Regions from separate parts of the Mus musculus genome. Here regions 2, 3, 4, 5, 6 and 7 are each linked to region 1. The links are chromatin loops, found by intact Hi-C in ENCODE. Cell type or tissue: heart. All regions are shown on one strand. Links, peaks and the distances in the headings refer to the core of each region. The heading gives the core; the rest is flanking DNA.

Region 1 (4,336 bases), core at 132-4,131:
ATAAACCCACACACACCTACAGATACACATACACACATTCACACACACATACACACACCCACACATACCTACAGACACAAATACACACTCACACACATACACACACACACACACTCACACACATATGCACAGTACACACATACACATCACACACTCACACACAGACAGACCCACATCACAGACACGCCTCACACTCCACCCACCCTCACACACTCCCAACACACATCACACACACATACCTCTATAAATACATACATACATACATATATACATACATACAGAAAGACACACACACATCACAGACACACACACATCACACACACATACACATATCACACATATACCCCACACCCCTACCCCACACCCAACATACACCTACAGTTACATATCACACACGCACACATACCTCTACCCACTACACCTTCACTCCTCCAGACTCCCATCAACATATACAACACATAAGGCACAGGCCACAGGAGCCTAACTGCCCCACCCCACCCCCCACACCCCCACTAGCAGAGATCCAGGCCCAGGGCTGGCTGCCCCCTTCCCCCAGGCCCACGGCCACCCAGGCCCTGAGAACAAGGCCATGGTTAATCCACTTCCCAGCAGCAGATCCTCTGTCCAGCCAAGGTGGGTGGGAAAGCAGAGCTGCTTCCTCAGCCAGAGAACATTCTATACCATTCTTGCTCACGCTGTTTAATTACTCAGTGTTTTCCTTTGGGGAAGACCTGAAATTGCAGAGATCTTGGGGATTTTGGAGGAATGCGAGGCCTAATTTTGCCTAATTAGGAACCGTCTGGGCGGTGACGGTGATGCATCCCAGAGTTGGGCCTTGCAGACCCTGGGCCTCCTGGGCGGTGGGGGGCTGGGGCTGCTGACGCACATGTTTACCTGAGGTCCCAGGCCACAATCTGGTTCGCATTGGGAAATCAGGCTGTTTACAGGAGGCCGCAGCTGTCTCTCCCTCTCCTTGCCTTTCATTTTTCTGTGACATTTTGCAGGTCTCCCTGGGCCCCTTTGGGAGGGTCAGAGGCATCCTGAGAGTCTTCCAGAACCATATGGCCCCTCATGGGGACCCAAAGTTCCTGGCCAGGCCTCAGAGTGGGCAATTCGGGTGAGTGGGCTGTGGAGATATGGACAACCCAAGACATGGGACACAGGCCATGGTGGGCACAGGCCCCAAAGAAGGACCAAGTTTTGTTTCATTCTCATGTCCTCAACAGGGCCAGGGGACTCAGTAGGAACCCGAGCTCTCTGGAATATTCTAGAAGCAGAGACTGAGCATAGCCACAGGGTCTATGACTTGCTTGAATGCTGTCTAGCCGCTGGCCACAGGAGCTGAGGGCCAGATACATTCAGAGCTTCCTGTTCTCAGCAACTCTGTGATGACCTGATGACCCACCCCAGTCTTCCCCCACTGGAGGACAACGCTTCTTTCCTCCTGCTTCCTCATCAGTCCAGGGTCCTCCATTCCACTGGTGAGACTGCCTCAGGGGCTCCTGCGTCCTCTCTCCACATCAGAAGATGAACCCTCAATCCTCACATGAATTCATGTCCTTCAGTGGGGACCCTAAACAAAGATGGCTAACTATGTCTCTCCTTTTCACCTTTGCTGTCACCCTTCAGAATAGGAGTGGGAGCAGAGGTTTTGGCTGGGAAAGGCCTTCCACAAGTTGTCCTTTCTGCCATTGGGTGAAGCCCTTTCAGCCTCAGTATTTCCCGTTTGCAGGCCAGCAGTTCTGTCTCTGTCACCTGCATGTCACATCTGTCCCAGCTGGATAAAGTAGAGGAAAGGGAGAAAGCTTGAGCAAAGCTGGGATGACAGGTGGTGTCCATCATGGACACAGGGACTTGTCAGTGACAGAGGGACCACAAGGAGCAAGATGTTGCAGAAGGAATAGGGGGTAGGCAGAATGGTTTCCTTGTGGATTTAAGTGGAGTATACAGGGGGCAGGACAGGGTCCAGCAAGATCACTGAGGGGCCCAGAACAGTTGGCAATACTCCAAGAAGAAGCTGTTGCCTTCCCAGAAGTCCATGTTGATACCTGAGCCTCTGCCCTGTTTCCCTGTCAGCCTCTCCCTGCAGGGCCTGAATTACGTGAATTACCTCAGGGACTCTTTAGGGCATAGGTCATGGGGGAAAGAATAGGAGACCAGAGCACCTAGCAATCAGGCTTACAAATGGGCCAGTGAAGACCTCCACAGACCAGCCTAAACAAGCAGCACCCTTCAGGCACCCACTGCTGGGTTCTGAACTCTCACTGCTGGACCGGTGGTCCCTGCCTCAGTGCCTTCAAAGCCAGATTCTGTCCTGTCCAGACCACAGGCTCGGAGCACACAGCCACCAGGGGGCGCTCATGCACTACTCAAAGTGCTCTTGTCTAAACAGGTTCTTTGTTGAGCTCTTCCAGAAGCAGCTTCTGCAGACTCACAGGAGGGCCAGACTATGCCTAGGAAAGAGGAGGCAGCAGATGATGGAGACCCAGCTTCAGGAACCCAAGATGACAGGGAGAGGACAAATTGGCCTCTCACAGAGAGCTGGCAATTTGATCATCATGACCTCTGATTTCCAAAGCTCTCCTCCCCATCAAACTGGCTTTAAAAAGTAGACAAGATAAAGTGCCATAGACCTTCTGTGATTGCTGAAAGCCGGTAGTTGGGGAGAAGGGTGCTGGTTCTATAAGAGACTAGACGCTGGCCCACCCGTAGACTCCACTGTAGAAAGAGGTGGGTAGGATGGTCACCGTGGCCTTCTCCATGAATGCAGAGCAATGTGTGTCTTCCATCTGAGGGGCTGAGATGCTCCTGGGGTAGAATGCTGCTCCTCGTCGAGAGCACACAGACACCCTGGGTGGAGCACCCAGCTTCCTGTCTGAGCCCCTCCTAGAAGATAAGCTTCCATTTTGCTCCAGGATCCTCAGATGCAGGCGAGGTCCTGAGTCCATATCAACACCACCACTAGGTTTTTAGTGTATGTCTATCCATGCCTGTGCTCTGGCTACTGCAGGAGCCTACGGACACACCGACAGGGTCCCCTTGACCCTGATGAAATTCTACATATATAGGCACCCATGTACTTTGGCTCTTTCTAGTGTTTACCGGGCTGACCATATGGTGCTTCTCTTCTGGAATGGCCGCTGTCCTGTGCACAGGATGGGGACAAGCCCTCCACCGTTGTGGCTCTCGATGCTCTAGTTACTGTGCTTGCCTGCCAGCCAGCCAAGCTGGTCCCAGTGGCTCCCTGCCAGGTGGTCTGTGCTGTGCCTGCTTCCACGAGTCTCCATGTTTGCCAGCCAACCAGGCAGTGCCATCCGTGACCATAAGGTGCCCTGAATAAACCTGAGTCAGCCAGTTCTGCAGGACCCAAGTTCTTAAGCTTCAGGAGTCCTCCATCCATCCAACCAGAACACCACAGGATCTGAGAAATTCTGATTCGTACCCCGGTATTGATATCCTCTCTGATCCCCAGGGATATGCTAATCCCGAGTCCTGCCCTAATCCTAACTCTTGCCCTGACCTCCAGGCCTGTTCTGATCCCCAGTGGTGCCCTGATTTTGAGTCTTGCCCTTTTTCTGAGACCTGAGCTGATCCTGAGTCCTGGCCTATGGGAGATATAGAGGACAGGACCGTGTGAGGAGGGTCACCAAGACTGAGAACACATGAACATGACAGTATACCTAGCAGTTGCCAGAAGCTGGAATAGGCAGACAGGATAGTCTTTTACCAAAACATGACCCTGTGGCACTTGATTCTGGCCTCTATCCTACAGAACTGTATGGTGGCAGTAGCAGATTCCTGATCATATCTGTGTGTTCATGTGTGCTTGCACATGTGTGGAATCCAGAGGTCAGTGTCTTTATCAACCCCACCTGCCTTATTGTTTTGGAGATGTAGTCTCTCATTGACTCAGGAGCACATGATACCTCTAGTCTGGCTGGCCAGTGAGCTCCCGGGAACCTTTGTGGCCACTACTCTATTAACATCAGAGATCAAAGGCCCTACACTTCACCTTCAAATCAAATAGCCAGGAGTATAGGAGCCAGAGTCCAGGAGCCAGGCTAAGCTTCTGGCCGGTCCCTTTCCTGTGTCCTAGGTTCTGTTCTCTGGTCCTCTCTCCCCCACCCCCAGGTAGGATGGAGATCTGTAAGGCTGGGCTCCTGTTGACCCATACAACTCACTTTACAGCCTTTACCTGCTGCAGCTGAGGGATAAAGTGGACTTGTCTGTTTCCAGTCTGAGCAGAACTCACAAAAATGAGGATGATTATCAAGACAGACAGACTGACTGGATGCTGGGGCTTGTAGTGCTGACCCCTGTGCTGCCCTCCAGGACC
Region 2 (4,336 bases), core at 223-4,222, 340 kb after region 1:
TATTTATTTATTATATGTAAGTACACTGTAGCTGTCTTCACACACTCCAGAAGAGGGCATCAGATCTTGTTACAGATGGTTGTGAGCCACCATGTGGTTGCTGGGATTTGAACTCTGGACCTTCAGAAGAACAGTCGGGTGTTCTTACCCACTGAGCTATCTCACCAGCCCCGAAGTACTCAGTATTAGTCCAATCAAGGCTCATAGCAGTGCCTGGCCATATGAGGAAGCCATATGGACTTGCCTCAGGCTACAAACTATAGAATACAGACACTGCTTCAGGAAGCTACTCCACTCATTTCTTCCTCACTTTTAAGGTCTGACTGTGTAGCTAGAGCTGGGATATGGGGATCCTTCCTTTACTAGTTCTCTGTCAGCTTTTCTCCCACTCAGCCAGCCCTTCCCATCTCCTTTTCAATATTTGGGTCCAGGTTGGAGCACTTCACCTTTTACTAGTTCCCTAGTCCTGCCAACTGATACTGTTCTTCATCCTCAGGTAGCATTTGCCAGGGCACAGATGTGGGTGCCTCATTTTACCTCTGGTCATCAGCTCATTCTGTCTGCTGCTGGGTCACCAGGTGTTGCTGACCCATGCTCAGGATCTGGGCCTATAGAAATTAGGAGGAGTCTTCCAGGTCATCCATAGTCGAGGTCACCATGGGTCTTAGGGATTGGACAGGAGAGAGGAGACCCAGCTGGAGCAGGACTCAGTTCTAAGCCAGGGTAGCCTTTGAAGAGCAGAGGGGGAGTGCCAGGGCCTCAGCATGAACAGCCGCAAGCTGGCAGGGCTGAGGGACTCTGCTCTGTTGTCCACAAACACAGATGGACTGGGAAAGCCAGAGGGAGGTCCTGGTGGAATGTGGCTCATCACTAGCAGCAGGATTCTAAAGGCTTCGCAGGACTGCAAGGGATGAGGCCTCATGGAAACATGAGAGTCTGTGGACCTCTAGGTTGGGCAGCTTTAAGACATACGTCTGTTGTTGGCAAATTGGTAAAGAATCCATCATTAGTCTACAGGTGAGAGCCATACATGGCCTTTGGGACTTGGCTGGCACAGCCAACCAGAGTCGGTGACCTTAGCCCAGAGGTCAGATAACTGGATCTACTCACTTTGAGCATATGGATGAAGCACTGAGTGGGTGATGCATCACCATGACAACTTTCAGTCTGAGGATCCCAGGCCTAGGCCCTTCTTGGAGAGAGAGGCATGCTGGCAATCCTAGGCCCAGCCTAGGCCCAGATTCAAGGGTCTGACGCAGGGGTCTGCAGATCAGGCACGGGATTCTGACTACCTGCAGCAGAAGGGTGTTATAGGTGAGGTGTTTGTACCAAGGTGGTGGTGGGAGACAGGATACCTGGGAGCCAGGCAGTGAGCCAGTGACTCCAAGGGGGCTGGCTCAAAGCCACTGGGTAACTTGGCGCCAGCACAGCACGGCTGGACCACACAGGGCCACCTCCACAGCTTCACTTTCGAAGGAATCCGCCTTGCTGTTCTGTGGCCCAGCCAGAAACAATAGTTGGAGGGGGGAAGAGAAAAGAGACACGGCATCCAGACTGTTCTTCAGCTCGACTACCCCTGGCCACACCACCCCCAACATTCTTTTCAAAAATGACCTTCCCTTCTCAGCGCTGAGCGGAAGGTAGACATGGGAAAGAGCTGACCTTGTCCCAGATGGACTCTGCGTGAAGCATCCTGCACCCTGGGGTCCCTGTAGCCCCTACTTCATGTGAAAACTAGAGTTTTGTCTTCCAGCCTGTGTGCCTAAGAACACTCCAAGCAAAGGAAGGGATTACTGGATCTTCTGGCTCCCAGTCTCTGTGTCCACTAGGGCTCTGGGAACCACAAAGGTCCCAGCTGGAAATAGACAGTCTGCTCCCCTGGCCTGTTTGCTTAGCCATCGTGTGAGGTGTTGCATGGATTACCTCCTACACTCTCCTCTAGGCAGCTGTAATTCTAGACAGGTAGAAGATGACTCTAACCTGAGACATTCTAGGAATGGTGCAGACACCTGGATATTTATTTGTTCCTCCTCCATGGGAATCTAGGAAACCTAAACCCCAAAGGTGCACATCCAGTCTTTCCTTCCCAAACCTCATACTCTCCACAATTTAGAGCAGTCAGCGTCTTGGGAAGCTTCTTTGTTCCTGTGACTGCAGAGGAGCAAAGGGAGACACTATGCAGCCTCTAGAAGGATCTACTATGATAAGCCAGCCCTTCAGACTTGTTGTAGTACTTCAAAAGCAAGGTTTTGGTGACCTCTGCTGGACGCTTCCATGACTAACCATTTCTGGCTATGGTATCTAGATTTCAAATGTCTACTCCAAAACAGTAGTTATCTGCACGGAGGGACACCCAATCTGAGTTTGTGGGAAGGCTCCTCAGGGGTCTCCATCATTCACATCTAGGCTAGAAAGCCACCAACTAGTGCTTGAGGCTGCCTAGTGACAACTTTTCTGGGTGGGTTGACTTAAGAGCTATCTGGTTCCTACTCCTTGGTTCAGAACCTTGCTGGGTATAAGGATCTCAAAGGGTAAAAAATGGACCTCAGCATCCCTGACCCTACCTCTCATATCACTCAGGGCCTGTTCAGCCTGAGAGAACATGAGTACAGTAAATATTTATTGATAATGTAAGAAAGCAAATAAGGTCCCTGGGGCTAGGCTGAGGTGTCAGCTCATTTGGACCCGGAGACAATGTAATCTAGGGGAGCCAACCTCTAGGCAGCTACATTGGAAGACCATATTAGGTGTTGGGTAATCTATACTGTGAGTAGCATAGCACTGAGCATAGCAGAAGAGTGGCTTCCCTGGCTCCAGGCCTCAATCTCCCCATGTGTAGTATTAGTATGAGTCTCTCCATCCCATATATATGGAGCTGAACTGCTTCATCAATCCAGGCAAGAGGTATATTGGCTATCCTTAGTAATACCCTGGCCTTCCAGATGGTAGGCAGAGGCAATGAGGTCCCCATAAGACACAGCTAAATCTCAAATACCAAAGCAACAACACAGCTAGCTGGGTAAACATGGTTATCACTGCAGACCCCATGGACAAGGGGAGCTCCTGTGCTGCAGGGCTGCGCTGAAGGGCCTCAGCAAGGTCAGCAGGAGTGCCTGAGCCAGGTCAAGGACTGACCTACATGGGGTGACCTAGGGCTTAAAGGAACATCTGAAGTCCTCTGCTGGGATGTCTGGGGTTAGCACCCAGGGTGATGCTGATCAAAGACTGAATCCGGTTTGACCTCTGCTCCCTGGGCACTGGTTCAGTTTGAGTGGCTTCTTCTTGTCCACTCTTGGAGGGATTGAGAGACAGCACATGTCCATCTCTAGTATTCTGCTTCCTCTCCTCAAGGCCAGTAGGAAGTAGAGCTCTAAACTAGAGTTTCAGAATGCCTCAGGAAGGCATGGGGCATGTGCCTCAGCCTGCACAGGTTGGTTCTGGGGCAACCTGCCTCTCCCTTGAGGTCGGAGTCAAAGGCTGCAGGAGTGAAGCCATAGATAGGAATCTGGATATCTGGACCATATTTCTGTTTCTAGAACCCCATAGCACTAGTCCACCACATTTCCTGAAAAGCTTGACTCGCCCCACAAGGCCCAAGGACCCAAAGATTTTTGTTCCCTTTACCCGTGACTCATATGCCCTCCAGAAAGTTTGTGGCACTTGAACAGTAGGGTACCCTATCTGCTACCCTACCCAAGACCCTGGGGAGTTCCATAGAATGACCCCAGGCTCCTCCTTCTTTCTTCTTTTGGGTCCAGTGTCTATCCATCCACTCATCCATTATGTTCATTTCTGGCCTTCCTTTTTCAGGGGGATGGCTGGCTATGGCCTTGTGACATTTCTCTAGGTGGGGCTGTGGTATTGTCACAGAGAGGGGGTGACCAGGAAGGGTTCTTAGCACTGCTGGAGGAGGCTTCCCAGCCAACAAGTACCAGCAAGGAGGCCTATGTCTAGTTCAGAGACTTGCCACCCTGGTTCTGGGTGGAGCTTTGAGGAACAGATGGGTTTGGCTTGGGTGGCAGGCAGGTTGGCCAGCCCTTGTGGCAACCAGGATCACCCTAGGCCCCTAAGCTCTCATCTGCCGGACAGGTGGCACCCAACTGGGCTCAGAGTGTGAAAGAGAGGCACTCTGTTGAGATTTCCCAAAGATCTAGCTGTTTTGTGGCTTTTCTTTAGAACTGAGAATATTTCTAGGGGACTACCAAGCAGTTAGGTTCAAGGAACCTATCTAGCTGGAAGGAGGGGCTGAGAAGTGGTAGGAGGCCCCAACCCTAGGTCTTCCTCATGGCCACCTTGCTTAGAACTCACAACTGGTCATTTTTGAGAAGTGGAGTTC
Region 3 (4,336 bases), core at 185-4,184, 160 kb after region 1:
GCTTCTCACCATCAGCTAAAGGGACCAGTCCCTAGGGGAGCCAAGAGCTCCCAAGGAAGGATGAAGGAGAGAAGGCAAGCATCCCAACCAGATCCAAGGGGACACTGTCCCCATGCTGAATGCTCAGGACTCTTGGGTCCTGCCCTGTTTACGGATCCCTCATTTTGTGTAATAAAGTGCATTGAGTGTCCCCTATGCATTTGGATCTCCTGTGCTCACTAACAGGGAACACGGTGATCAAAACAGAAAGGGCCATATCTGTTGGCCACTTGAGACTTGATCAGCTCTGTGGGCAACCACTCTGTCTTGTCTTTTGGCCTTGCAGTGTGTTATGTTCCAGGATCTGAGGTATGAGGTGACCCAAGCTGGGGTATTAATAATGGATGTGGCCTACTCCTCTTCCAGAACATGACACTTTGATGACCCTTCCTTACTTGGACCAAAATAAACCTGAACAAGGGCACTTTAGTCTGTTCCTGGTAGTGTTCACTAAGGACAAGTGCTGCCACCAGGTATTTCCTATCTTCGTACCCAGAGACTATTCTCTGGAAGTGTGATGATGAATAGATGGATGGAAGGATTGTTGGATGAATAGGCAATTAGGTGGATTGTAGCTAATGGATGGATAGATGGGTGGATGGATGGATGAGCAGGTAGGTAAGTAGATAGGTGAGAACAGATGGAAAAGTGGAAAGATGAATGATTGATGAGTTATTAGGTGGATGGGTGGGTAGATGCATGAGTGATGGATGACAGATGGATAGACAGGTGGGTGTTAGGATACACAGATGGATGAATGGGTGGGTTCATGGGTGGGGAAATGAATTGATGGAGAGATGAATAAATGGATAGATATATTGATGAGTGGGTGAGCATGTAGATGGAAGGGCAGATAATTGATGGGTTGACAGAGGAGTAGCTGGATGGGTGGATGGGGAGATGGATGGATGGATAGATGGAGAAGTGAATTGATAATGGGTGGTAAACAGTGGCAGGTGGATAGGTGAATAGATGATGGGTAAGTGGATAGGGTGATGGGAAAGATGGGTGGATAGATGGATGGACCAATAGATGAGTATATGAGTAGATGGATGGTAAAATGAGAGAAGAATGGAAGGAGAATAGTGGATGTGAGAGCTCATGTGTGAGGATGAGCAAGCATATAAGGGCTGAACAAGTGGATGAATGGCAGCGGGCAGTGGGATGTCCTTCTCAGGGGCACCCTCCCTTTGCCAGGCCTACCCTTAGGCTTGACTCTAAAACCTGGTATCTCTAGAATCTGGAGCTTCTTGACAGCTTCAGTGGTCTAACCTTGGCTGTGACATACACCTAGACACTCAGAATCTTGACTTTTTAGAAGCTTCAAACCCCACTGGTAGGAACACATAGCTCAGCAGATACAGTTGCTGATGCAGATGGGTAGATGGCCTTATCCCTCCTGGTCACCATGATAGAACCATACTCTGTTCAACCAGGAGCTTCTCTCTGGACAAAGGACACTCCCTGCCCTTCCTACTCAAATGAGGTGGTGACCAAGAGCAGCAGATAGAAGCTGCTTCAAGGTCCATCACAGGATGAGGAACTAGACTCTAGCATAGACCAAAATGGGCATCCCAAGTGACAGAGCAGAGTATTATTGCTCCTGTGACTTGCCCAGCCTCTCTCTTTGGCCTCAAGAGGAGAGTGCAAGGTGTGCCTTCAGAGTACAACTCACTAAATCTTACTTGGGCCTCAGATGTGGAGTCTACCTTCTGCTGTAACACTGCCTACCCTGCCAGGGACACCAGGATACTGCCCTTCCATCTTCCTGCCAGCCTCCTGAAAGGCCCAATAGCTGCTGCTGCTTCCTCCAAGCCCTACTTAAAGACCCACTTCACTTCAGGATTCGGGAATTGCTCTAATACCTTTACAGCCAATCAGAGTGTTTTTCGAACCAGGAGGCACTGTCATGCATGGGGACAGCTGCTGCCCAGATCACAGTGGCTGAGTCCCAAGTGCCATGTCAGCCAATCCTATCCTGGGCTTGGCAGAGCCAGCCACAGTGGGTCAAGTAGGGGCGCTGGGTGAGGCTCAGGGTCCAGGGGCTCTTCCATTCCCTGTCTGCTCAGCACCCAGATTGAGTAGCCTCTGAAAACCCCACTATTCTGGGAGTCACCTGTATAGGCCATAGAAGTAAAGACACTTGAAGGGCAGGCTCTTCTCAGCCTCCTCTGTCCTCCAAGCCCAGTCAAAGTCAGATGGATGTTCACCGACTTTGAGGGATCTCTCACAACTATTCAGGGAAGCCACTGCCTCTCAGTCTCTTGGATAGAACAGGGACAGTCTCCAAGTCCCATCCAACGGAATTCGTTGCCCCACCACCACCACCACCAGGGGCTCCAGTTCTCTCTCAGATTCCCAGGGAGCCTTTTCTCCTGTCTTTTCCCCACCAAGCCCCAGCCAGGCCAAGTAGGACCTTTTGTGTATTACCTTGCACGTGTTACCTGCTCGAGTCTTTGGTGGACGGCAGCACCTGGTCCAGCAGTGCCCACTCTATGCTGTCCCGCTGTACCTTGGGCCTGATCCCCTGAGGAGGAGGTGACTGTTACTCAAAATAAGACCTGCCTGGTCTCTCTGACCTCACTGAAAGCGTATGCCAAAGGCTTCTGAAGTGGGTAGCCACCCTCCCCTGCTGGCCATGAGGAGCCACTACAGAGATGGTAGCATAGCCATCTATAGACCTCTAAGGACCCTCATTGCTCTCAGGCAAGAGCTTCTGGATTCAGGGGTTCAACAACAATAGACTGGATAAAATCCCCCATGTCTGCTCTCCGTGTTCTTCAGCTGAGTGGTGTGCTTGGTTGGTCTCAGTAGAGCCAGATGAGAAGGGAGGCTGACCTCACCACAGAAGAGAATTAGAGTCCCTTTGGCACTAGTGTGGGACTTCATAAACTCTACATGACCCTCAAGGCCAGATTGAGCTGGGCATCCACAATATTTAGAGCTCACTGAACCCTATCTATCTAATGGTATAGATGGAGGTATAGAGGGACACATAGGTTCTGTCCAGGAAGGTTGAGCTGGCCCAACAACTCCAGGGGCCTCTAAGGGGCAGGTGCTTGGAGCAGAGGAGAGCAGGAGAGAAGCTCTGTTCTATGAGCCAGCAGGCTAGAAGACTGGCTCCACTCTCCTTCTGATCACAAGCTGGATCTTGTGTCTCTGGCATTCTATGGCCCCATCTCTAACACATAGGAGGTGGATGGTGGGTCAATCCAAACCTTCCAGAAACTCTTAAGATTTGGTGGAGATTGGCATACTGTGGGCCTCCTACTGGTCATCCTGATGTCTCTAATCTCAGGATGCAAAAGGACCAGAGCCCTGTCTGTGTCCCCTAGGGCTCACCTACCATTACTTTACACTCCACATTGGCTTTTTCCCTGAACTGAACAGATCCACAGACCCCACCAGCCACACACGACAAGCCATGGGGTCTGGGAGGGTTAAGAGAGTGAATGGCAAATGCCAGGTTGGTCTCTTGCTACTTGGTGCTTCAGTTTCCCTAGAGGCTGACCAGGCACATAAGGCCCAGAAGAGTGTCCATGGTTGGATGGTGCCCCCTGGAGTCTTGAGGAAAAAAAGGCCAGGCACATGGCGAGGTCTGCTCATGGCCAGGTCTGCTCAGCAGGGCCCACATCCCTGGACAGAGATATGACCTCCAGGTCCACTACTTAGTATGGAGCCCCCAGACCAATAACAGGCCCAAGCATTGCTCAGCCCTCCCCAGTTACTGAGGAAGATGGACAACCAGAGGCAAGGTTTAGGTGATCATTTCTCCTATTAGGTGATCATTTCATGAGACGTGTTCCAGTGATGTCCACTTGAAAAATAGGCCTGGCCTCGAAGAAGGGGCTGTGTGTGACATGGGCTAGGGACCCAGGGCTCTTCATTTGGTGGGTATCTTGAGCTGTCTCTATGCTGGAGAAGCAGGGCAGAGTTGCAGGAGGTGCCATATAGAGTTAGACACCGATCTTGAACAAAGTACCTGCTCCTACAAGCCACCTCGGGCAGAGGAACAGGGGACCAAAGAACCCAAAACCCAGGCTCTGATGACCCTTCCCCCAACAGCCTGACTCAAGAACAGCCTTGGTCTAGACCCAATCCTTTCCTCCTCTCTCCCTCAGCCCATCAAGCATGTGCCCATTGCTGAGGGGGGAGGGTAGGTAAAAATAGCAGCTGACACCTTTCTGGAACAGTTAGGGACCTTGCCTCCTCCTCCAGGCATGTCTCCTCCATCCTTGCCTCCTTGGGCCTCCTCTGGGGCATTCCTATACTTGGTCAGGGGCCTGCTTGGGCACAC
Region 4 (4,336 bases), core at 176-4,175, 100 kb after region 1:
CTAGGTGGTGGTAGATCAGTGTGCATTCTCCAATGTGTGAGTAAATGGATGCAGCCTTACCAGATGTTCAAGTAATGAGGTACAGGCTCCCCAGATATTTGAAGTTGGGGTTCAGCTTCCCAAAGTATCTAGATAATGGGGTTCAGGTTTGTTCTGATGCTTGGATGTTAGGGGTGCATTCTCTCTCAGTGCAAAAGTCATAGATAACCTGATCGGACACACAAGCTATGTACAAAGGTCTGGGACAAGTTGAGCACCCAGCTTTTGCTGTCCCAGACCCCAGGTAAAAGGGGTTGCCTAGGAGGATAGGGCCCACAGCAGGGTCAGTACAGACAGGGAACACGTGTCCCATCCCAGCACGTCTCTTGCTTCCCTGCCAGAGGCTCCGGGCTCTCTCGCCAGCGTCTGCCGTGTGTTCTGACCTCAAACATTCCCCAGGCATCCTCAAAGGAAGCATCCGGGTCCAGGAGCCCCGCCAGGGTCTCCACGGGGCTTCTGGCTGCCAAGCCGCCGTCTGGGGGCCGCGGGCCTGGCCGTGGGCTGCCAGCTCTGTTTGGTTTTCCCCTTCCTGCCTCAGAACCTCAGACGCCGTCTCGCCACGGAGGCGCCCTCATTCTGGAGAGGCACAAAGCCCCTACACAGCCAGGTTGTGGGAGCTACTTGGGGGGCCTGAAGCTCTGCTGCACAGGGGTCTGCTGGGTCCCAAAGTACAGGTGCTTGCTACCAGGGTGTCTTGATATCTCTACAGGCACACCACTGGCCCCTCTGATCTTATTTCTAAGTCTCTGTTACAGAACCTGAATCATACCAGAGGATAGATCCATCTCACGTCTCTGCCCACGTGCCCAGAGACACTTATGAAAAGCATGGATGCCCATGTCCCACATGAGGTAGTCCCAGAGCATTCTACAGCAGAAGTTTCCTCAACAAGGTCTGTCTCATCAGCCCAGAGACGTTAACCATTACACATTCCAATGTCTGACTGTCAGGCACAGATAAGGGCTGAAGAGTGGTCAGACCGGACCAACTGGTCAGAGCACAATGAGGAGCCCAGGCTACAACACTGGTTGGAGCCAAACTAACTGAACAGATTATTGCCAATGATCTAACCTCGGACACCAGGAAGAGGACTTGCTCATTGGGAAGCTAAAAACTCAAGGGAATAGGTCCGGATGGGCTCCAGAACATTCTCTGAGGGTGGCAGCGAAGTCAGTCAGGCCCTCATGGCCCCAGGATAGTCCGCCACAGTGCTAGGCAGCTCCCTTACAGGGTTCCACCCTCTTTGTGCTGAGTTCCCTAGGCCTGCATTGCCAGGGGGCACATTCTTCAACTAAGCAGGTTGTGACTCAGGACTTCTGGGTGTGTGAGCCTGCACAGAGGTCAGCCCAGCGGGCCTATCACCCCCTTTTGTGCAAAGTTTGGTGTGGCTTGGAGTAACCTCCAGCCTTGAGGAACACCTCAAGATAGCATAGAGTCCAGATACCTGCTCCAGGACCTCAGAGAGGGGAGACCTTCGCTCTCAAGGGAGTTTCCTGGTTTATGAGGGCCAGCAGTTCCGGTCATTAGGTGGGGCTCCCCAAAGCCCTGCCTCCACACCCCTTCTTCCCCACAAGATTCATTTGATCACTAGCAACAGGCACCACGGGCTCTGCTGTGGGCATCAGGTGCTGCCTGAGAGTGGACAACCAGCCTCCCAGTGACTAGGGTCTGAGCAAGCAGGCCTGAGTCCACCCGTCACAGGAAGCAGTAGGTATCAGGTGAGGAAGGGATCACCTCTATGCTTGTCTTGGCGGGTGTCTTGCTTTTCTGGGGGGGGGGGGGAAAGAACTCAGAAACCTGCTACCTTTGAAATAGCACAAGGTCTGGTTAGGCTGAGGGTAGGTAGGTGAGGTTGGCAGCAAGTCTAACCCAGAAATGAGTACCTGACCCTGGGCTGACAGAAAATTTGGAGGAGAGGCTTAGCATTGTACTGAGTGGCTCACATCTTAAAGGGATCACTGGGTGACATCCAGTACAAGTCTGGTTCATTGTGAGGGACTCGAAAGAGATACCTGGAGAAGGTAAGGGCTCACACAAGCCTTGGAGAATGCGTGGATTGAGAGAGGCTGGGGCCATGGGTGCAGGCCTCAGACCCAACTGTGAGTCAGACATCCTGCCTGGAAGGGATTACAGAACTGGGTGTTCACAGCTTGGAGATGGAGCAGGGACTCCCACCTCCTTTTCCTAGGTCAAACAGTGCTAGTCCTTTGAGAGGGTCTTCCGCAGCAGTCACAGAAGACAGGCTGCAAGAGCAGGAAGATAAGGTGGGACTAGAGAATTATGACTCCTCTTTTCTGTCTGTCTAGCTCAGGCTGCTCACACTTTCTCTAAAGTAGCAAACTGAGTGCTACTGGTAGGTGGGGACCAGCGGGAAGAACGGCTCCTCCTAGTGGCTGTCTTTTTACTTGCACCTTTACCACCATTGGAACCTGGGAGTCCTAAGGGGCCTCCATGTCTCCAGGCCTTGAAACTCTCCCTAGTACCAGGAGCTGGTGTTTCTGAGGCCTCAGAATCTTCCGGAGACAGCTTCCAAACAGCCTGAAGCCTCCTGTAGGCATGTGTTACCACCATGCTACTCAGGATGCCCTCCTGAGTGACATACAGTTAGAAGTCACAACTTCTAGATCCTCTGTTCCCTACCACTTGTTCTTAGGATAAGGGAGGGAGGGCTTTAGACAAGAAGAACACACACACACACACACACACACACACACACACACACAGAGAGAGAGAGAGAGAGAGACAGAGAGACAGAGAGACAGAGAGACAGAGACAGAGACAGAGACAGAGACAGAGTCAGAGAGAGATCAATGTTACTTTAATCCCAACATTCATACCAGCTCCACCATTTCCAAATGGTAAAACATTTTGAGCCCCATGTGGAGGCCGGATTTGTTTGAGCCTGACCTTAGCCCTCTTGTGCTAGGGGCCCTTGAGGAACAACATCTCAGCTCCAGCTCCAAGCAGATTCTTTATAGGCATTGTGGCCTCTTGTAAAAACCTTCTGCACCTCAGCTCCAGAGCCATGCCAACTTCAGAGCCACTGGGGGTGCTCTGACCACCACCTATGGACTCCTGCCTAGCAGAGTCCTTCAGAAGGCCAGACAAGAGTGATATTAGTGGACAGGCAGGCTGTTGAGGCCAGCAGATCACCTCTCTCCATCCTCAGGGGACTCACCAAGCTCCTACTTCATCACCAAATTACAGATGAGTCTGAAACCGAGTTAGGGACTAGCTGTATAATACACAGGGCCTGGGGATGATTTAAAATATGGTACTTGTGCTAAAAACTGAGGAATTTCAAGAGGTGAAGAGGATATTCAGCCTAGCACTGTGGTCCTTCCAGGTGCCCACCAGACCACTCTCCATAGTCATTATGGCTTCTTGTTAAAAACCCTCTGCACCTCTGCTCCAGGGCCATGCCAACTTCAGAGCACCAGCCTCAGGCCACCCTTGAAAACATCATGGTTCCATGTGTGCAGGAGGACCTCTAAAGGGAGACGGAGAAGGCAGAGACTGGTCCCTTCCTGATCTGCAGCTGCCCCGAATCACTGAGAGATGCAAGGTTCTGAGCTCTGTGAGCTGTGGCTGCCAGTTAGTGAACCACTGATATTGCAGGAGGAGCTACCCTTTGGAATCATGTTGGGGACTCCAGGCTGAGGGCACAAGAGCAAGAGGGTCTATTAGTCACCCCTGGAGGAGTGGGCTGGTCTAGTAACTTGTGTGCAGTCTGGGCTTAGATACAGCAGGAGGGCTGGCAGGCTCTTGTGGCACAGTGGCATTAGACTCAAGTTTAAGAAACTGAGTTCTGGCCAGCAGTTGCCATCTAGGGAAGCTGTGGGGGAGGGGGGAGGTCCTGAGTTCAGCGAGTCAGTGGCTCCCAGTCCCCAGCTGAGAACCCCACCCTTTCTGCTCACGGGGTGGGGGTGGGGTGGGGGAGAAGCCAGCCTGCCAGGTGTTTCAGGCCCCAGGCAGGTAGGATACAGAGGCCAAAGCAGCTTCATGGCCTCCTCCTTTCCACTCCCATGCCAAGGGTGGCCAAGCAGGCAGGTAGACAAGTCTGGGCGGGCATTGATTCAGCATGGAGGAATGCTCAGGCTCTCCCAGCTATGCCCTGCCCCTGCCTGCCCCTACCTCGCCCTCAACCTCAGGCAATACTGGCCTGGTGCCCATGCCAGCAAAGCTCCTTCAGCCTAGACTTGCTGGAGCGCATGCCCACCTGCTGGTGGCCCTGTGCCCTGCATCCCCAATTCCCTCCTACATGACCTCATAGCCCAAGCTACTCTCGGACCTGAGG
Region 5 (4,336 bases), core at 189-4,188, 53 kb after region 1:
AATACCAAGCAATGCCACCCTAACCCATCCTTTAGTCTGAGCATTTCAGAGAAGCAAGGATTCTAGGATGGCAAGAATGAGGGGCTGTTAAGCAAGGAATGGTGTATTGTGGGTGGGCTTCCATGAAGAACTGGCTACTTAGCCCAGGGAGCTAGCTCCTCCCACACTCACCCCTCAAAGCAAGACCCCAAAATACAACTGCACTCACATCCAGGTAGTTTTTGAGTAACTCTGACACTGGCTCCGTGGTCTTAGGCGATGACTGCATGGAGTACTTGGTGATGGGGCCTTTGAGGATCAGGTCTTCCACAGAGCCGCCCACCTCCGTCATAGTCCGACGGATAGATGTGAACTTGCGCAGAGGGATTCTGTCAAGATGGGACAGAGGTATTAGCACCCAGCTTTGACTGCTGTGTCCTCCAACCTCCCACCCCAAAATACCCCAGGCTGGGCCAGGGCAGCCCTCTAGTACAGAATGACTGCCAGCCAGGCATGCACCTAGGTGCCTCTAGCAAATTAAATATCTCAAAATGGCCACAACATGTCACAAACTCCTGCCCCAAAGCCATAGGCCCACTGGCCCACTGACCCACTGAATCAGCTAAGGACATCCTATCACTACCACAGACACCTCAGGTTCAGTCACAGAAGCTCGCTCCTCATGTCCAAGGATAGGCTAGTGTGCCCACCCCTTTCCCTCACCAACCACACCCCAGTCAGGTGGTTCTCAGTCACCCTAGAGTGAAACAAACAGCACATACTGGGCCAGCTCTTGCTCTGTCTGCCTACCTGGGTTACTGGCTAGTGGGTTCTGTTTAGGGTGTGGCCAGGCACTTGTACCTGGTGCCCTGGTGAACCCAATCCTACATCAGGAGGAGGTGGAGGAGGAGGAGGAACAGGTGCATCCAAAGCAAGGTGCACCATGGGACTCTGGTTGATCCACTGAACCTGGCCCCTAGCCACATCGGTTCCCACGTGGACTCTACAAAAAGGAGCCCCACCAACCACCCCTACCAGGCCTGCAGTGACATTATCATCCTGGACAGTCCCTGGAGGTTCTTCCCCTAACCATCCAAGAGGCTTCAACACCAACTCCTCATGCTCTCCCTAGCCATCCCTGCACACAATCTGGCAACTCTCACCCAAGAAACCTACATGCCCTACCACCACAGACTCAAGGCCCTTATATGCTCCCTGCAGCCCTGATGCAGACAACTAAATAGGGGACGCCACCATTAGATAGCAGAGGGAGAGGGGTCCCTGCCCTGCCCTCCAGGTCACCTCTCCACCACCACCCCACCCCCCACCCCCAGTTTGCTCCTGTTCCCAAGGAGAGCTGATCTGTAATCACTTGTTGAAACTTCTCTGCCCAGGGATTTGTAGCCAAGGTCACAGCTGACCTTTCCTGGCATGCACAGTGCATGCTCTGAGAGACATAGGAGTCTTGCCTAAGAGTAGTGGGCTGGAAGAGGCAGGCTTCTGGCCTGGGGCTTAGGGGAGGCACACACCCTGCAAAGGTCAGGAAACATGCCAACAAGCCTAAGAGTGTGGCTTTGTTTCTGGTGCCTAGTCTCAGGGATCCTGGAGTCCACAACACCTCTTCCCAGAGAAGAGAAGCCTGAGGGCAGGGCAGGCAAGCCCAGGGCAGGATCAAGCCTAGGCCACTCCCTACAATGGCTCCACTGAGGCTACCCACCCACAGCTTGCAGCCTACAGACTGGGCTCCTTCCCACCCAACCCTGGTGCCCAGCCGGCAGAGCCAGCTCTACTCCCGCAGCCTACGGCCTCAGCCACCTGCCACGACCAGGGACTCACAGAGTGGGAAAACACACGGGCTACCACCAAGACCTCATCTAGCACAAAGGCCAAGTCCACGGGCCTGAGAAGGGCCTGGTCCCCAGTGGGGTAGACCTCAGCTCCAAGGTATTTGAACTGGGCCACTCCATACCTTCTCTCTCTGGGACTTGTGCAACTCAGGAGGGAGGAGGAGAGATTCACCACCCAGGACAGGGGGGATCATCTTTGAGTAAACTTCTAGGGCTATGCACCAGTGCACAGCTGTCAAACAGGGTCCCTTAAAAGGAAAGGCCTGAGGAAGTTCAGGGGGGCAAGGGCCTACTAGGTTTTCCAACTTCCACAGCTGGGTTCAACAGAATCCTATCCATGGGGCAGCACTTCTCCTCAGAAGCGGCCGCCCCGCTACACACACACACACACACACACACACACACACACACACACACACAGAGGCGAGGTTGGAGTCAGACCCACTTGTGGCCACCCTACTGTACCCTCCTGTTCGACCATAGGAGTCATAGGAGTGGAGAGGGGCCCAGGAGACCCCTGCCTTTTGAGTGTCTCGCCCCATAGTCTGTGGGACCCTGAGGAAGGCTGCGCTGGGTGCACAGGTGCATTCCAGCACGGCCGGAGCACGCGGCACTCCAGGTGACGAGCCCCGCATCTCCGGACCCAGAGCGGGTCCTCACCTGATAATCGCGAAGGAGGACGAAGCCAGGAGGCCGAGAATGAGCAGCAAGACGCCGGGAGTCTTCATGGTCGCGGCGGCCCGAAGAGAGCAAAGCTTAAAGCCAGAGGTCGCCGGCTTATAGGCAGGATGACGCCGCAGTCCCGCGGAGTCAGCTGACCCGCTTGTTTGGCCCTCAACGGGTCACGTGAGACGCGGGCGAGGGGCGGGGCGACCCGAACCCGCCTCCAACACTGCCCGGGCGCAGGCGTGCCCTACTCCAGGCCTACGCACGGCTCTCGGGAACGCGCCCGCCCACTTTCCTGGGACCGGAGAATGACTGGATACAGGTCACGTGGGGGAAGGAAGACCAGGCAGGCCCGGAAGCATCCAGAGGGGCGGATCCTGCCCTCAGCTCCGCCCCTCCCTTAATCTGTCTTTTTTGCATAATTGGGGTGCCCACTACCAGGATGTGGTCTTTGTCTGATTGGGCCCTGACCCTCTCCTGGATGCCAGCTTAAACCTAAGCCTTTTCTCTTTCAGCTCTGTTCCTCCTTGAGAATTTCCCTGGAGCCTCTCTGGACTCTTGGACCAGCAAACTTCACCCTCTTCAAAGCTCCACTACCTACTCATCTCCCCAGAGCAACACCCTTTTTATTTAAGCTGGAACACCTAACATGCACATTCCATAATGTAGCAATGTTGATTGCAGGCCTAGTCCTGGACTATGCATCTATTGATACAAGGGGTAGGGTGTACAGTGAGATGAGACCAGGGTTGCAATCGCCACTTGGGTCTTAACTACTTCACTCTTTAATGCCCTGCTTGGTGTCAGCAAATGAATTGGGTGCTGTTTGAGAGAGGCAGAGTCCAGCTCTCCATCATGGAGAGCTGAGCCCAGAAAGGCATTTAAGGGGAATGTCCTCTCTGAGAGGTGGTGTCCATACAAGGACAGGAACGCAGAGGAGCCTTGCCAGGGTCTGATCCCGGGAGCGCTTTTGGACATGTTCTACCTGTATTGAGGAGGTGGATGCCTCTAAGTCCACTCTACACATGGACACATGAGCTGTTCTGGTTCCCCAGGTTCAAAGCTACAATTCCCATCAAGTTACATCAAGTTGGGCACTTGACCTCTGCCAAGGCTCTCCACTCAGGGTCAGTGTTAATAGCTACACGTGGGTCACCACAGCCTGGATCCTGCCTCCACAGTCAGCACTCCACACATTGCTTAAAGCTTGGGTGTGAGGGCGAGAGCTGCCCTAAGATCTTGGAATCTGACCCTCTACTCCTTTGAATCTAAGACTATTCTTTGGTAGCCCAAGAGACAGGGTCTGGCCCTGGAGTTGCCATTTGCTTCCTAGAGTTGCTATCTAGAGATGATTGCTGGACCATGGGTGGGCAATGGGAAAGGTCCTCTGGGGCACCATGCTGGCTCTCCCAGCCCTGCCATAAATAGTGTTGCAGGGTGCTCAGGTGCCAATAGAGACATCCATTAGATGTGTGTCGGCATGACTGGAGGCAGGACATAGCGGTCAGCTGTGCTCATGTGTGGCTCATATAAGCCACAGGGTAAGAGACTGATGGGGACCTCCAGGGGCTCTCTGCAGTCCATTTTCTGCAAAGAATTCTAGCTGCCTCTGTCCCTGGGTTTCCCCATATAGTCTGTGTGAGTGAATACCTAGATGCACCCAGTCCTGTAGCTGCTACCCCACTGGACCTGGAAAGCTCAGGGATGAAAGCTCAGGTGTGTGCTTTCTGATCCCCTCACCTGACAGACCTCAGGGATGGGCCATAGTGTCTAGAATTCCTGAGTTCTCCCACCATACTAGATTATACTCTCCCTCTCTGCCTGTCTCAGGCCTCTTGCACCAG
Region 6 (4,336 bases), core at 160-4,159, 190 kb after region 1:
ATGAGAGGTTCAGGGAGCAGTCAGATGCAAAATGTGTATTGTAAATCAATATATTTTATTATTTTCCACCAGCAACCAGCCAGGAGATACAGAAAAGTGAAAAAAATTCCATTAAAAAAATATCATAAAAACAACAGCCGCAATCAAAGACATAAAAGTCTTTAGACATGATCCTCTTGAGAACTGTCCTGGTCTCCAGAAAGAAAATTTCAAACAACTAAAACATGTTAAAATGAAACTTGAAAAGATAAAAACAGAAAAAGAGATTATGCTTTTTGCACACAAAGCTTGACTCTTAAGAAACCTCCCCCCCCCCCCACCGCCCAAATTAGTGCATACTGTATAGTTTACCAGAGTTTTTTAAACAAAAATATTTTCTATTTGATTGCCTCTTTGTTGGGACAGGGTCTCCTGCAGTCTTAGCTGGCCTTGGACTCATTATTTAGCCAGAACTAACCTGCTGGGATGACAGGTTGGGGCTCCAGTGTTTAGAATCAACCAACATTGTAATAGGGGGTTGGTTCTTGAGGATAAAAGCCAGGGGTAAGACAGCCTTCGGTGGAGTGACAATTCTAAAATTCAATACCGACAAAAACAGGAAGCTGTAGCGAAGGAAGCAGAGTCCAGTTTCATAAGGTATGTTCCCTACCTACTGAGACTGCACAAAGCATCCTTGGTTTTTGTCTCCTGTGACCCTCGTAGCCAAGGAAGTGGACCCTACCATCATTTGGGGCCCAAGAACAGCACAAAGATGTTCAAGCCAGTCTCCACAGAGCCCCCAGACCACCCGGCTACCAAGTGACAAGCTCAGCAGGGACACGCTGGCCATGCCTTCTGTGCCCTCTGCTCTCCTGACTGTAGCATTCATCCCTTTCGCACAGTGTTTATCAGCATTAAACAGTGAACACAAGAGAATTTGCAGGGGTGCACAGCCCCGTGGAGAAGGGGGTATGTTTAACAGAAAAGGATGAGAAAATAAAATATGAACTGGGAAGGAAAAAGGGAGACTGGGATTTTTGTTCCCATTCCATTCCTAGGGCAGGGAGGGAGTTAGAAAGTTCAGCAGAAGAAAATTGTTAAGAATAAAATCAGGGTGGGTGTGGTCGAGAGACATTGGATGCACATATGAAATGTTCAAAGAATAAATAAAATAGCATTTAAAATTAAATTGATAATTCGGAAGTACAGGGGAAAAAAATCTGTTTTTATCTGTTTTCATGCTGAGAAACATTTTTCCAGCTTAAAAAAACAGAACAAAACAACACCGGCAAACAGAATTGTGGAAGATAAATAGGTTAGTAGATTCCTCCTCTTGAAAGTTAATTTATGTTTTTGAAATAGGGTCTCATGTATTCCAGGCTGGCCTTGAACTCACTGTGTAGCCCAGGCTGGCCTTAAACTCACTGTGTTGCTCAACATGATTCTGAACTTCTAATCTCCTGCCTCCACTGCCCACATGCTGGGAAACTTTACATTTTCTGTATATCAAAACATTGTCTACCAAAATGAAAAGGCATATTTCCACTCCTGGCTAAAATGGAGTAATAGAGACCGGATTTACCCGCCTGCCTGCAGCAGCCAACAACAGAACAGAACAAAACAAAACAGACACAAAGCCATGGAACAACGGTGTCTAGGGCGCCGCACATCAGCTGGCAAAGACAATGACCCCTGCGCAACGGAAACGTCTAGGGGGCCTCTCACTGCCCAGCTCTCTTCCCTGAGAGAATTCCCAGGCCTCAGGCAGGAAGGGAACAAGGTGGAGCCCCAAGATACTCGAGTGAAAGAGCTGAGCTGAGGGTCTGAGGAACTGAGGTAACTGTAGTTCAAGAAACAGACTCCGAGGGGGCAGGGCAGTGCTGCACAGTGGGAGAACCTGGGGCCCAGCAAGCATGGTTGGGGCCAACACAAGCCTGGGAAACAGACCTCTGTGTGCTGCAGATTCCCATGCCCAGGAATGGTGGCTGTTCCCACCAGCCAGGGCAGAGGGCTGCAGGCTCACAGGTCTTGGGTCTGGGAAACCTTGCCCAAGTCTTGAGGACCTTTGGCCTTGAGCTGAACATTCTTCTAGACCTGCCTGTGAGAAATCATAAAAACAAGACCTGAAAGATCCAACTCCCCCGCTCTGCGCCCCCCTCCTCCCTGCCTCTGTGTGTGTGTGTTTTGAGATAGGGTTACAGCCTGCCTACTCAGTTTCTACACTGCTAGAGATCAAACCCAGGCTTCGTGTGTGTTGGGCATGCAGTCTATCAACTACAAAGCTCAAAAATATTTATAGAAATGTGAAGATATTGGGCACTTGCTGAGGCAAAACTCAGGATGTCCGGGGTCCCATAAAACCCATCAAGCAGAAACAAAGCAAGAAAGGTAGCACACGGGGTGGGGGTCACCAGGCCAAAGCAAATGGGAGGAAGCTGAATGAAACCCCAAGATACTCACTGAGACAGACTGCAGGAGGCACAGCTGTAAGGCCATGGAGGGAAAAAAAAATGTCACAAAGAGATGAACACAAAAGTTCAAATCAACGTGCTGTGGAGCAGGGAGTGGGGCAGCCAGTTGGGTAGGGGGACCATGGGACAAAACAAGCAGCTATAAAGTGTGTGGGCTGAACACGGTCCTGACCACACAGGAGGCAGGGTCACTCAGACAGAACATGTGCTTAGCATGCATGGGGTCCTGACTTCCATCTCTAGCAAAACAAAACTATGGGATTCGTCTAAACATCCCAGGTAAGCTGTAGGCTGCAAACTGGAGCTGGGGAATATGGCTTCAACCATTCAGTACTTGTCTAGTGTGCATGAAGTCCTGGGGTCAATCCCAGTACCGCATATTGGGGTGCTGTATTTGTTGTATTGTGGTGCTCTGCTCTGAACCTTGGACTACATGTGACAGATAAAGCAGTTACTGTGTCTTAGGACGGTCCATGCTCATGCTCCTGGCTGTGTCTTCCGCTCTTCTTTTTTCTTTACCTAACCCTATGCTTAAAGTCATTATTAAAAATGCCTTTTTAGAGACTGACTCTGCGGTTAAAAGCACTTGCTGCTTTTTCAGAGGACCTCCATTTGATCCTCAGAAGCCACCTAGCATCTCACAATCATCTGTAATTCCAGTCCCAGGAGAATGCCTTCTTCTGGCTTCTAGGGACATTGTAGTCACTGGGTGAGAAGACATAAAGACAGACACACGCTCACACAAATGCAATAAAAAGAAATAAATTTAGAAGAAAACAAAAACGAATTTTAATAGATCTGAATCTGTTTCATACTGGCAAGGAAATAGTGGGGGGGGGGAATTGAACTTGTTAAGTTGAATAAGAAAAAACAAACAAACAAAAGACCCCTGTCCCCTCCATGTTTTAAATGTAGACACAAATGGTTCCAAAGAAATAACAAATTTTCAGAGACCTGAAAGGGAGAAGAAAGGAATGTCCAGCTGTGTCAGGCTGCAATGTGCCCAGGGTGCCACGACTATCAGCACTGGAGAGGCTGAGGCAGGAGGATTGAGAGTGTGAGGCCAACTTGGATTACATAGAAAGGCTTTGTTTCAGAGAGGGACGGGTGAGACACAAGGACTGGCTGTCTAACCCTGTAGTGACTGTCTCCCAGTAATCAACAGCACACGTGAGCAGGGAGTCAGCACACCTAAGGTGGACCTGTCTACACAGCCACCTCAGTTTGCTTGACACCGACAGGTCACCCACCCCTTTCAGGCATGCTCGTCCCAGTGTGTAGGAAATACCCACACCGGCCGGGCGGAGTTCTGGGCCTTTACATCAGCCTTAATAGGTTGAGAAGGATTCAAGCCCTATAAAGTATGCGCTTTGACCATAATGGAATTAAATTATAAATCAATAACAGAAAGATCCTTGGAAAATCCCCAAGTATTTGGAAACTCAATAACATACTTTTAAACAAGAAAAAAAAAACTCAACAAGGAAATTGGGGAGTGCTCTGAACAGGAGGAAAATGAACCCCAGCGCTGAGGGCTAAGAAATGCCACTCACTCAGCAGGCACTCGGGGGAAACGCTTGTTGCTGAAGGCCTGTGTGGGAAACTGAGAAAGGGCTTGACCCAAGGATCTCAGCTCTCACATCTCAGAATGCAGAAAAAGAAAAACAGTCCAAAGGAAGCTGGAGGAGGGAAATGATCCAGCAGGGACGTGGAAGCTGGGGGTGGGAAAAATCGAGAAACCCCAAACCTGGTTCTTAGAGGATCAGTACAACCGATCAACCTCTGGCCAATGTGATTGGGGTGGGCTTGGGAGGGAGAGAGAAATCCTGGCTGACAGAAAAGAGCTCAAGCCTAAAACCATCAGGCCACGTGGCTTCTCTAGAAGA
Region 7 (4,336 bases), core at 150-4,149, 250 kb after region 1:
CTATGTCCCCCACTATACCCACACTATACCGCCCCACTACACCCCCATTATACCCCCACTATGCCCCTCCTGCCATGCCCCCCACTATGTCCCCCATTATGCCCCCGCTATGCCCCCGCTATACCCCCACTATAACTCCCTCTATATCCCCCGCTATACCCCTACTATACCTCCCACTATACTTCCACTATACCTCCCCATTATACCCCCTCGCTATAACCCACGCTATACAACCCCACCATGCCACACCCGCTATGCTCCCTCTTGCTACCCACCCTCCTGCTTCACTTCAAACTAAGCGGATCCCTGACTTCTCCTAGTCTCTAATCTCAGCTTTGCAACTTCTTGCTACAGTTCCTAGGTTACCTGGGACATTGCAATGGTTGAACCCCAGCCTCTGCTTTTATGGCTATGGGGTTTCGGTGGACGCACGCACGCGGCAGTTTCTATGTCTCCCGCCTATAACCGATTCTGTATTGAGTTTGGATTGAACAGATCTGGCTAGCTTGAGGAGTCCCAAGGCAGAAGGGGACCATTCCGTAAGTGCACAAATGCCTGATCCCTTTGTTGAACCTGGGGTACTCAAAGCTTTGTCACAGCGGACCCCAACCTATGCCGCGTCTGCCGAGCAATATGTAGTATTGTACTGCCACCACGCGGCATCGTCTGTCCATTTAGCTATAGCCAAATCTGCACAGCGTGGAGAGTGAACCGATCGATCGTGAAGGGCGCAAGACTGAAGGAGCTACCCAAGAAATGTGTGTTGTACCACCCCATGACCCTTATGAATCATTGAATGCTATGCCTGAGTGACCCATGAGTTTGCCATAGGTGAACCGCAATTTTGGTCACCTCTATGATAAAGTATGTGGGACTGCACTGGTCGCTGCTCGGCAACTTCGGTCTTACCAGCCACTGACGATCTCGGGCTGTGTAGGGAATGAGTCAAGTTCTCTGGTTCAGTGTGTAAGGGAACCATTCCAGAGGTGCACACATCTTACCACCCCTATGAATCCCTATTTGGGTGACCCTGGGATATTGCTGGGAATGAATCGCTCCCCCCAAGTTGGCAGCATTTGGGCCACGATATATAGGAGTATGCTGCCACCGCGCGGTAGCATCCGTTCCCTTGTTGCACATAACAGCTTCTATGCCTTCCTATAGTGAGCCACACTGGCTGGTTTTGGGGTTCAGTGACCAAAGGGACCCCCTCCAGAAACACAAGTGTTCCAACCTCTTATAAACCATATCGACCACTGAGGCATAGCGGCTTCGGACATTGCTGTGGGCGAACCCGAACTTTGGCCCTTGGACATTGTCATGGGCAAACCTTAACTTTGGCTGTCTCTGGAACATAATGTTTAAGATGACAGTCACCAGCGCAGCAATTTGGTCTTTCCACTCACAACGGCTTTTGTGCTTTCTGGCATCGAACCACATGCACTGGTTTATGGGGTCTGAGACCAAAGGAGACCATTCCGGAAGGGCATAGGTGTCCTGCCTTCTGCTTTTAACAAGGCTCTCCGGGACAGTGCAAAACAGGTGAACCCCAACTTTGCCATAAGTACGATTATCTGCCACAAACCAGCCAGGGGTCCTACCACCTCTTCAATTGATTTTGGGCTGACACCCAAGGCTTGATGTAGGATTCCTCAGCTGCCAAGCTGGCAGCTGAGCCCCATTGAGAGAGAATGCAGTTTCAGAATTGTTTGCAGCCCTGAGCCGGAGATCATTAGCATCTGAACGCCCCAATTAGAATACGAAAGCGCAAATCACCAGACTTTCTTGTTGGCGGTTCCTTAAGTGATTCTTTGGGTAGGGAGGTCAGGTGTCCTCATAGATGTGCAGAATTTGAGGACCATGCTTAGTGGGGTCTGCATTATGGTACTGCAATACATTCCATGATCACCACACATAGTAGCTATACTTCAATTTTCACACAATAGCGCTGATGGCCCCAGAACCCTATAAGTCAGATACCTGAGATAGCTCTTGAGAACGTTTTATCAAGGACTAGCATGAACCCCTGGCCTCATGAAGCCCATGACTATGGGATCATAGATGGTGATAGGGGAGAAAACTCAATCAGTTGCAATCCGTTTTAGGACTGCGATGTACGAGACTTCACTGCCGCCGTGCGGCAACCCTGGTCTTTACACACAAAGGATTCTTTGCAGAGAGTAAGCCGACCTTGTTGATTTGGGAGTCCGAGTCCACGAGGTACCAGCCTAGAAAATGCATGTGTCCTGCCCCCCTAGTGGCATTTGTGACCCCCCTGAGGTACTGAACTTGGGTGACCCACAGCATTGCCATTTGTGAATTCCAATACCAGGGGTGGGGGGGCTCTTTAGGTTTGGCGCAATCGATTTTGCTGCCACCACGCGGCAACTCCCGCGTATAAACCCCACAACTGATTCAGCAGACGTCCAAGAATAGGGCATGGTCTCCTTGCAGAATTCTTATGCCTCCTGGATGCTCGTGTGAATGTAGCATGTTCCTTTGAGTCCTGGGTGTAAGTGCCCTGCACGCTCATCCCCCGGACATGAAAATAGAATCTCTATTTTCTCACCAACCTTTTTCTTTCCTTGTGGTGATTCGGGAACTGTAGGCAATGGCTATTTTCTCGGTTTTAACTCAGGCTCCAGGCAGACTCAGTACTGTCTGGTCATCAGTTGCTGCACAGAACACACTTACATGGCACCATGGCCCTTTAGCCTCTGCTATGTTCCTCCTGTATGGTCACAGCACTGCTATGTTCCTCCTGTATAGTCACAGCACTTTTGACTGCATTGAATGGACAGTGAGCAGGAAAGCTTCCTTGGTCAGGCTAAACTCCTAGTGGTTCATTTGCATTTCGATGGGATAGAGCTAGATCTCTTCTTCCAGAAACAAGTTAGGCATGCCTTTGTCAATCTGGGGACTGCCAGGGCAGAAAGTACAATGAGGGCAGTAAGCTTTGGCGGGGAGGGGGGCTCTTGGGGTCAAGTCTAGTCTGTTTTGGCCATTGTAATAGTACGTGACATTGAGGACTAGGTGATGGCTAGCAGCTGGTGGGCAAACAGAACCTAACTGAAGCATGGTACTCTAATGGGGGCTAGTATCCAGTGAGAGCCTAGTCTGAGCCCTGTTGTTGGCTGTGGAACTTAGACAAGTGGTGGAGAAAGAGCTCTGCTTTCTCAGATTCCTTCTTAGTAACGTTCCTAAAGAATGAGCATAGAGAGAGTGGAAGTGAAACATCCAGGGGAGCCTCAGTCTCTTCTGAGTTCATGGCCAAGACTTATGTCCTAAACTCACACTATGGCCCTCTCAGTTGGGAACCAGCTCCCGTTGTCCCCTTCTGGACACCATCCCCATATAGAACTAACCACACAATGTGTCTTTTATACCACTGTGAGCATGGTGGTGCCACCTAGTATCTGGACAAAAGCTTGTAGATGATGCTAACATGACAATATGATATTGACTTAGATAAGTTGGTACATAAGAGTGACATAGCTGGTCCCAGCACTTGGGAGGCAGAGGCAGGCAGATTTCTGAGTTCGAGGCCAGCCTGGTCTATAAAGTGAGTTCCAGGACAGCCAAGGCTACACAGAGAAACCCTGTCTCAAAAAACAAAACAAAACAACACCACAAAAGAGTGACATAGCTGGGACATGGACATGGGAGTGTCACATAGATGGGATATGCACCCAGAAGTGTCACATAGATGGGACATGGACACAGGAGTGTCACACATAGGGGATATGGACACAGGAGTGTCACACAGGTGGGGCATGGACACAGGAGTGTCACACAGATGGGATATGGACACAGGAGTATTACCTGAACAGGACATGGGCACTGATGTGCCACCTGGATATAACATGGGCCCAGTGGTGTCTGTAATCTGGAGAGAACATAGGTATAAGAGTGTTACTTATATAGGACATGGACACAGAATATCACTTCAATAAGATGCAGGCTCAGAGGTATTACCCAGGAAGGACATGGGTATAGAGATCTTTCTATATACAGAAGAGATACCTTCTAGACCTTCTAGACACATAGATGGGACACATAGATAGGACACATAGATGGGACATATAGACACATAGATGGAACACAGACACAGAGGAATCTTTTGGACGGGACATGGGTACAAAGGTGTCATTTGTATGGGGCATGGGCATAGGAGTCCCAATGGACGTACACAGAGGTGTTTCCTGAATGAAACATAGGCACATGGATTCCACAGGACAACAAAACAGAGTTGTCATCTTGAATGGATAAGGGCACAGGGGTGTCTCCTGGATAGAATGCAAGAATAGAGATAACACCTGGATAGGACCTAAGCATA

The links. Peaks named below come from ENCODE experiments on the same cell type or tissue, not always from the same donor. Only the 100,000 strongest peaks of a DNase experiment are listed, where the experiment ranks them.
Region 2: it touches region 1 in a loop (5-fold over the local background); 37 of 42 quality-filtered maps call a loop at or near these places.
Region 3: a loop joins it to region 1, with 7 times the contacts of the local background. A loop is called at or near these places in 14 of 42 quality-filtered maps.
Region 4: it touches region 1 in a loop (5-fold over the local background); 40 of 42 quality-filtered maps call a loop at or near these places.
Region 5: it touches region 1 in a loop (1.8-fold over the local background); 6 of 42 quality-filtered maps call a loop at or near these places.
Region 6: a loop joins it to region 1, with 2.4 times the contacts of the local background. A loop is called at or near these places in 4 of 42 quality-filtered maps.
Region 7: it touches region 1 in a loop (5-fold over the local background); 27 of 42 quality-filtered maps call a loop at or near these places.

Annotation. Positions count from the first base shown.
Region 1 is chr7:142,332,095-142,336,430 of GRCm38, forward strand. It overlaps a transcript of Ifitm10 not described here. Among named protein-coding and RNA genes, the nearest start is that of Krtap5-4, 31 kb to the left of the region's middle. In heart, for the core only: a CTCF peak has its summit at 2,328 (motif pointing right); a DNase peak (open chromatin) is centred at 2,357; H3K27ac peaks cover 3,543 bases.
Region 2 is chr7:142,673,604-142,677,939 of GRCm38, forward strand. No RefSeq gene overlaps it. Among named protein-coding and RNA genes, the nearest start is that of Ins2, 4.0 kb to the right of the region's middle. In heart, for the core only: a CTCF peak has its summit at 2,281 (motif pointing left); no DNase peak of the experiment used is centred there; H3K27ac peaks cover 931 bases.
Region 3 is chr7:142,494,406-142,498,741 of GRCm38, forward strand. It overlaps Lsp1 (lymphocyte specific 1), which reads left to right. Exons shown (of 11, transcript NM_001136071.2): 11 at 1-463. All of the region lies in intron 1 of Prr33 (proline rich 33), which reads right to left. Among named protein-coding and RNA genes, the nearest start is that of Tnnt3, 2.3 kb to the right of the region's middle. In heart, for the core only: CTCF peaks have their summits at 2,672 and 3,602 (motif pointing left); DNase peaks (open chromatin) are centred at 1,886, 2,556 and 3,616; H3K27ac peaks cover 2,803 bases.
Region 4 is chr7:142,433,336-142,437,671 of GRCm38, forward strand. It overlaps Syt8 (synaptotagmin VIII), which reads left to right and starts at 3,499. Exons shown (of 9, transcript NM_001285861.1): 1 at 3,499-3,604. The coding sequence starts at 3,598. In heart, for the core only: a CTCF peak has its summit at 2,437 (motif pointing left); DNase peaks (open chromatin) are centred at 416 and 2,446; H3K27ac peaks cover 3,832 bases.
Region 5 is chr7:142,385,251-142,389,586 of GRCm38, forward strand. Ctsd (cathepsin D) reads right to left here and starts at 2,577. Exons shown (of 9, transcript NM_009983.3): 1 at 2,487-2,577; 2 at 209-368. The coding sequence starts at 2,554. In heart, for the core only: a CTCF peak has its summit at 2,554; DNase peaks (open chromatin) are centred at 771, 1,591, 2,751 and 3,711; H3K4me3 peaks cover 2,691 bases; H3K27ac peaks cover 3,251 bases.
Region 6 is chr7:142,523,942-142,528,277 of GRCm38, forward strand. No RefSeq gene overlaps it. Among named protein-coding and RNA genes, the nearest start is that of Mrpl23, 6.9 kb to the right of the region's middle. In heart, for the core only: no CTCF peak of the experiment used is centred there; a DNase peak (open chromatin) is centred at 1,710; H3K27ac peaks cover 4,000 bases.
Region 7 is chr7:142,579,663-142,583,998 of GRCm38, forward strand. No RefSeq gene overlaps it. Among named protein-coding and RNA genes, the nearest start is that of H19, 3.7 kb to the left of the region's middle. In heart, for the core only: CTCF peaks have their summits at 660, 1,147, 2,171 and 2,372; a DNase peak (open chromatin) is centred at 1,092; H3K4me3 peaks cover 1,502 bases; H3K27ac peaks cover 1,436 bases.